2 separate regions of the Mus musculus genome follow, and region 1 is linked to region 2. Evidence: chromatin contacts called from ENCODE POLR2A ChIA-PET data. All regions are on one chromosome and are shown on one strand. The core of a region is the stretch at or near the end of the contact, and the rest is flanking DNA. Distances in the headings are between cores, read along the strand shown. Region 1 holds the start of Ccnl2 (cyclin L2). Region 2 holds the start of Dvl1 (dishevelled segment polarity protein 1).

The links. ChIA-PET counts read pairs that join two places held with the same protein, here RNA polymerase II (POLR2A).
Region 1: POLR2A ChIA-PET joins it to region 2 with 15 read pairs in Patski. The contact joins the promoter of Ccnl2 here to the promoter of Dvl1 in region 2. POLR2A ChIA-PET finds 5 or more read pairs at or near these places in 3 of 5 experiments (Patski and embryonic stem cell).

Annotation. Positions count from the first base shown.
Region 1 is chr4:155,811,189-155,813,888 of GRCm38, forward strand. Ccnl2 (cyclin L2) reads left to right here and starts at 1,301. Exons shown (of 11, transcript NM_207678.1): 1 at 1,301-1,621; 2 at 1,980-2,054; 3 at 2,271-2,380. The coding sequence starts at 1,340.
Region 2 is chr4:155,846,037-155,848,736 of GRCm38, forward strand. Dvl1 (dishevelled segment polarity protein 1) reads left to right here and starts at 1,366. Exons shown (of 15, transcript NM_010091.5): 1 at 1,366-1,868. The coding sequence starts at 1,699.

The sequences.
Region 1 (2,700 bases), core at 51-2,550, 35 kb before region 2:
GATGGATGTAATAGTCATCTCTAGAACCAGAGTCTGGGTTGAGTGACTAGAGCCAACAGTCTTTTCTAATTCTTGGTTCAGTTTCAGCTTAGGGAATGGGCAGACCAGGCAATGACAATTGTGCCTACTTTAGAGCTGCAGCCTAGGGGTGGGACAGACGGACAGACAGTAGCAGCGTGGCCATTACAGTGAGAGGACTGATGAGATCTTTGTGGGGTCTGCTTAGGAGTGGAATCCAATCACCCCACTACAGCTGGACTATGGAATACTGACTTTTGGCAACCTTGTTGGCTGTTCACCATACCTGAATCAGAGTTATACAGGGATCTCCTTAAACTCCCATGTCCTCCCAATTTTCCGTTTCACCGAACCTGGCTGAAATCTTATCAAAAGCTTGAGATAACTGAGCAGTGACAGGAAACATCTATTGTGTAGTGGCAGCAGCACTGTTTTGGGTGAAACTAAGCAGGCCAGGACTGGAGTCAGGAATATTAATATTGTCTGTAGGGTCTACTACAAGCCGTTTCACCTTGATCTTCAAGGTCCCCAAGCCATTTTTTTGGCCTGTATTTGCTGCAGTAGATTATTGGGGGTCCCCTTTAAGAAAAGATTGTGTATATGAGTGCTCTGTTTGCATTTGTGCCTGAATGAGAGAAGAGGATATCAGATTCAATCACAGATAGATGGCTGCAAGCCATGATGTCGTAGCTGGAACTCAGGACCTCTGCAAGAGCAGTCAGTTCTCTGAACTGCTGAGCCATCTCTCCAGACCCTTCATCTGCACTTTTTTGTTTAGTATTTTATTTATTTTTGCGACAAAGTTTCTCAGCCATGGCTGTCCTGGAACTCTAGCTGTAGAGAGAAGGCTGACCTTGAACCCACACAGATCCGCCTGCCTAAGTGCTGGGATTAAAGGCACATCTGCCCTTTTAATGCTGGCAGATCCACCCCACAGCTGTTCCAGAGCCCGAGGACGGAAGGGAGGGCTGAGAACTAAAGACTCCGAACTAAGTCGCGGTGTAACGTCGTGCACGTGGGACTGTGGGAGAAAAGTTGTTCTGTCCCAACCCCCAAAGAAAGGCGCCCTTCTAGAACCCCTTTTGCCAGGCAGGAGTTCCGGTTCGGGCCAGGCCGCGGAGCCAAGTGGGTAACGAGCAGCCCCACCCGTGGGTGCTTCCGGCGTCGGTGCCTGACGCGACACTGACGGACTGGTCGTACGGCCAACGGCGTCGAGACAGCGGTGACGTTCAGCCAATGGGAGGGGGCGGGGCGGGGCGGCCACGATCGTCTCGAGCAGCCGCCCTGACGGGAAGGGCCCGAGAAGAGTCGGCGGCACAAAATGGCGGCGGCGGCGGCCGGGGCTGCGGGGTTGATGGCTCCGGCGTCGGCGGCCTGCTCTTCCGGCTCGGCGGGAGCGGCCCCGGGGTCTCAGGGGGTGCTGATCGGCGACAGGCTCTACTCGGGCGTGCTCATCACCTTGGAAAACTGCCTGCTGCCCGACGACAAGCTCCGCTTCACGCCGTCCATGTCGAGCGGCCTCGACGTCGATACGGAGACGGGACTCCGCGTCGTGGGCTGCGAGCTCATCCAGGCAGCCGGCATCCTGCTCCGCCTGCCGCAGGTAAGGGCCGGGCCGCGAGCTCTGCAGGGGCCGTTCGCCGGCCGAGGGCCGAGGGCCGGGCCTTTGTTGTCGTCCCGGCCCCCGGCCCGGAGCTCACCGGACCCAGGCGACGAGGTCCGAGCCTGTGCGCTCCGCAGCCTTGAAATAACCCGCACCCGCCATCCCTTCCCCTTCCCCTTCCCCCTCCGCCGGAGCCGAAGCCCTTTTACCCCCAAGAAAGCCTCGCGAGACCCAAACCCTTTGGGGGAAATGGAAACTGTCGTGGCTATTTGTCCTGGGGGGAAATCACACAAGACATTGTAGCCGGGACAAGCGTGAGTCCTGCATTCAAACGTGATGGAACCCTCTCTGTCCCTAGGTGGCCATGGCTACAGGGCAGGTGCTGTTCCAGCGGTTCTTTTACACTAAGTCCTTCGTGAAACATTCCATGGAGGTAGGCTTCTTTCTGTTTTCTCGGAGAAATGAATTGGGATGAAACCTGGCCTGTTCTGCCCAGTGCTTAGCTGAATTCTGTCCTGCAAAGTCTACACAGCTCTTTCCCTAGAGGCCTGTCTGTCTCTGTATCTTCTGGTTGTTTCTAATAGTTTTAATGCCTTGGAAGGTTCTCAAGTTGGGGGGAAAAACACCCGTGTCACAATGTACATTTCAGCATGTGTCCATGGCTTGTGTTCACCTGGCTTCCAAAATAGAAGAGGCTCCGAGACGAATCAGGGATGTCATCAATGTATTCCATCGCCTTCGGCATCTGAGAGAGAAAAAGTGAGTCCTTTGCAGAGCTGTCCTAATGTCTGTCATTGTTAATACCAACCTGTGAATTTACAGTAGATTGTTCGCATGTGCCCTAGATGCTGTCTTGGGGCAGTTGGTAGGGGGGTACAATAACCAGGATAGCTGGCTGTCCTAGCCCTGCTGAAACAATTCCTGTATGACCACATCAGCTCACCACCCTATTGTCCTGTTTGTTCCATGGTTCTGCTGAGAACCTCTGAGCACCAGGTCCCTGGTTCTCACCCTCAGCGCTGTTAGTGTCTGAACTGGCCATTCTTTGTTCTAGTGTCATTGTAATATGTCGATCAATA
Region 2 (2,700 bases), core at 116-2,615:
CCTACCTTCTATAATTGGGCGAGTCAGCTGGGAATCAAGGGCATCTGGGTTATGGGAACCCCTTTATTTGATTGCTTCTGACCCATAGACCAGTCGTAGCTTGGGTCAAGGGGCACTCAGGAAAGGATCTGTCTTCCTTCTCCTTTGGGCAGACCCTCTGAGGCCATCTTGCTGATTTCTTTCTTTCTTTCTTTTGTGTGTGTGTGTGTGTGTGTGTGTGTGTGTGTGTGTGTGTGTGTGTGTGTGTGTGTGTGTTTTCCCAGACAGGGTTTCTCTGTGTAGCCCTGGCTGTCCTGGAACTCACTCTGTAGACCAGGCTGGCCTCGAACTCAGAAATCCGCCTGTCTCTGCCTCCCGAGTGCTGGGATTAAAGGCGTGCGCCACCACGCCCGGCTGCCTGGTGCCTTCAGGTTGCTTTTGTAGAGATTCAAGGAAGGCCAGCTACTGGCAAGGGAAGAATAGGTTTCCAGGATAGCAATGGAAGCAAAGGGGAGAACTCTGCTTAGGTTGACTTCAGCGGCCTTTAGTATGCATTCAATGCCTACCTCTGAGTCCTCCAGGCAGTGGTGGGATCTTTCCTTGTGCGGGCTTCGTGTCTGGGGATGGTCCAAGGTCACAACAGGCACCCCTTTTCTTCATCACTGATCAATATCCTATGTCTTCCCCCATTCTTACTGGTCAGTGAATCACTCCCTCTAATGGTCTTAGGCCATCCTGGACTGAGGGGCGGACCTGGTCTTCCTTGGTCTGCAGAGGACACCTGGCTGGTTGGATCTACAGTATCCAGGGCTAAAATTCCTTTGGCTTCAATTGCAGCCTGGGCCTTGCCTGGACATCTGTGTGGATACCTACTTGAGTTTCTTGGAGATCCGACGGGACAAGGCAGTGGGCATAAGAATTGAGCTCAGGATTAGCATGGGGGCACAGTGAGGCTCTCGCTGTTTGGGCTAGGCATAGGTATCTTCAGATTCTTATAGGGCGCCTGAAGCCGCCCGAGCGGACAGTGCCTCCACATTCTGAGCACCTAGAAGGAGAATCAGGACCGGCCTAACCTAAGGACACTCCTCTGCTCCCTGGCAGACCTTATTGGCTCAAGGGGAGCGATCTTTCCAGGGTTTCTCTGTCTTTCTGGGGTCCAGCGTGCCCACCTGCCCAGAAACCTCAGACCCAAACGCCTCAAGGATCGCAGCCTGTTGGGAATCTGGGCTCCACCCCAAGACAGCGCTCGGAGAGACCCGACCGGCCAGGCCTTCTGAGCCCGCCCAGTCCCACCCCGGTTGCCCCGCCCGTGCGCAAGCCGTAGCCCCGCCCCGCCGGACCCGCTCTGCGCGTGCGCAGTCCCGCCCCGCCCGCGCTGCGGGCGACTAGTGACGTCACCGGCCCCGAAGCGCCCTCCGGCGGCGGCGCGCTCCACCCCAGCAGGCGGTTCGTGAACAGCCCGAGGGGGCGGCGGGCCGCGGGAGCCCTCAGAGCCGCTTTCCCTGGCGCCCGCTCCGGGGCCGCGGCGGATGGGCGGCCGCGGGCCGCGGGGCGACAGGCGGGGAACGGGTGCGAGCCGGGACCGGGAGGGGCGGCCGCGCCAAGGGGCCGCGGGGCGGCCGGGCGGGGCGCGGGCCGGCGGTTTGGGAGGGCGCCCCGCGTCCGAGAGGCGAGCCGGGCCCTGACGCCGCGCGGGTTCCGCGTCGCCCCTGCCGCGCCATGGCGGAGACCAAAATCATCTACCACATGGACGAGGAGGAGACGCCGTACCTGGTCAAGCTGCCCGTAGCTCCCGAGCGCGTCACGCTGGCCGACTTCAAGAACGTGCTCAGCAACCGGCCGGTGCACGCCTACAAATTCTTCTTCAAGTCCATGGACCAGGACTTCGGGTCAGTGGGCCGCGCGGCCTGGGCAGGGGCGCTGGCCTCCTCCCGCGCCTGTGTGCACGAGCTGGCACCTGTCCGCGCCGGCTGGGCTTTCGGGTCTGGGGACGTCAGAGAGCGCCCCCGTCGCCGGCAACCCTGCTGCGCATCTACAGCAGGTGTAGGTAGAGTTTCTGCGCCCAGTGACCCTGAGTGTGGCAAGCTGGGGTTCCGAGCCACTGACTACCCTCTGGGTAGGCCAGACAGTTCTTTCTGACGGACAGGCGAGGGCCCAGGCTTTCTGACCACCATCCACTGGTGCTCCTGTGCCCAGCTGGTCCATGTTGGGTGCCGAAGGCCACTCTTAAAGCCAACTCCCTTCTCTCTGGTTAAGCACAGAGCCTGATGCGTTCCTCCTCTGTGGATGGAAACCCGGGGCTCAGGACTGCCCTGGTGGGTGTGCAGTTTATGCGGGGGGTGGGGGGTGGGATCACGGAGAAGGATTGGGGGTTTGTGGCTCCTAGCACCCAGTGGATCCTCCGCTTGAGATGGGGTAATGTGAAATAGGTGGCTCATAGGCACCCGCCTGTTTTCTGGAACTTAGAAAAGTTTTGAAGCCTGAAAACAGACTCTTCCAGGTCCCTCTAGAGTCCCTGTGGCAAGGCAGAGAGGTCAAGGGTCACTGGAAACCAAGAAGCTTCATTCCGTGTACCCTGCCCCCTTGGTTCCTGGCTCCTGTGCCTCTGACCTTTCTGAACCACACAACATTTGCATTCCTGGGAGGTGCTCGGTTCATCTCCTGACTTGAGTCAACTTCTAATGTAGTGTTTTTCCTAGCTGAATGGCTGTGGTGGTCTCA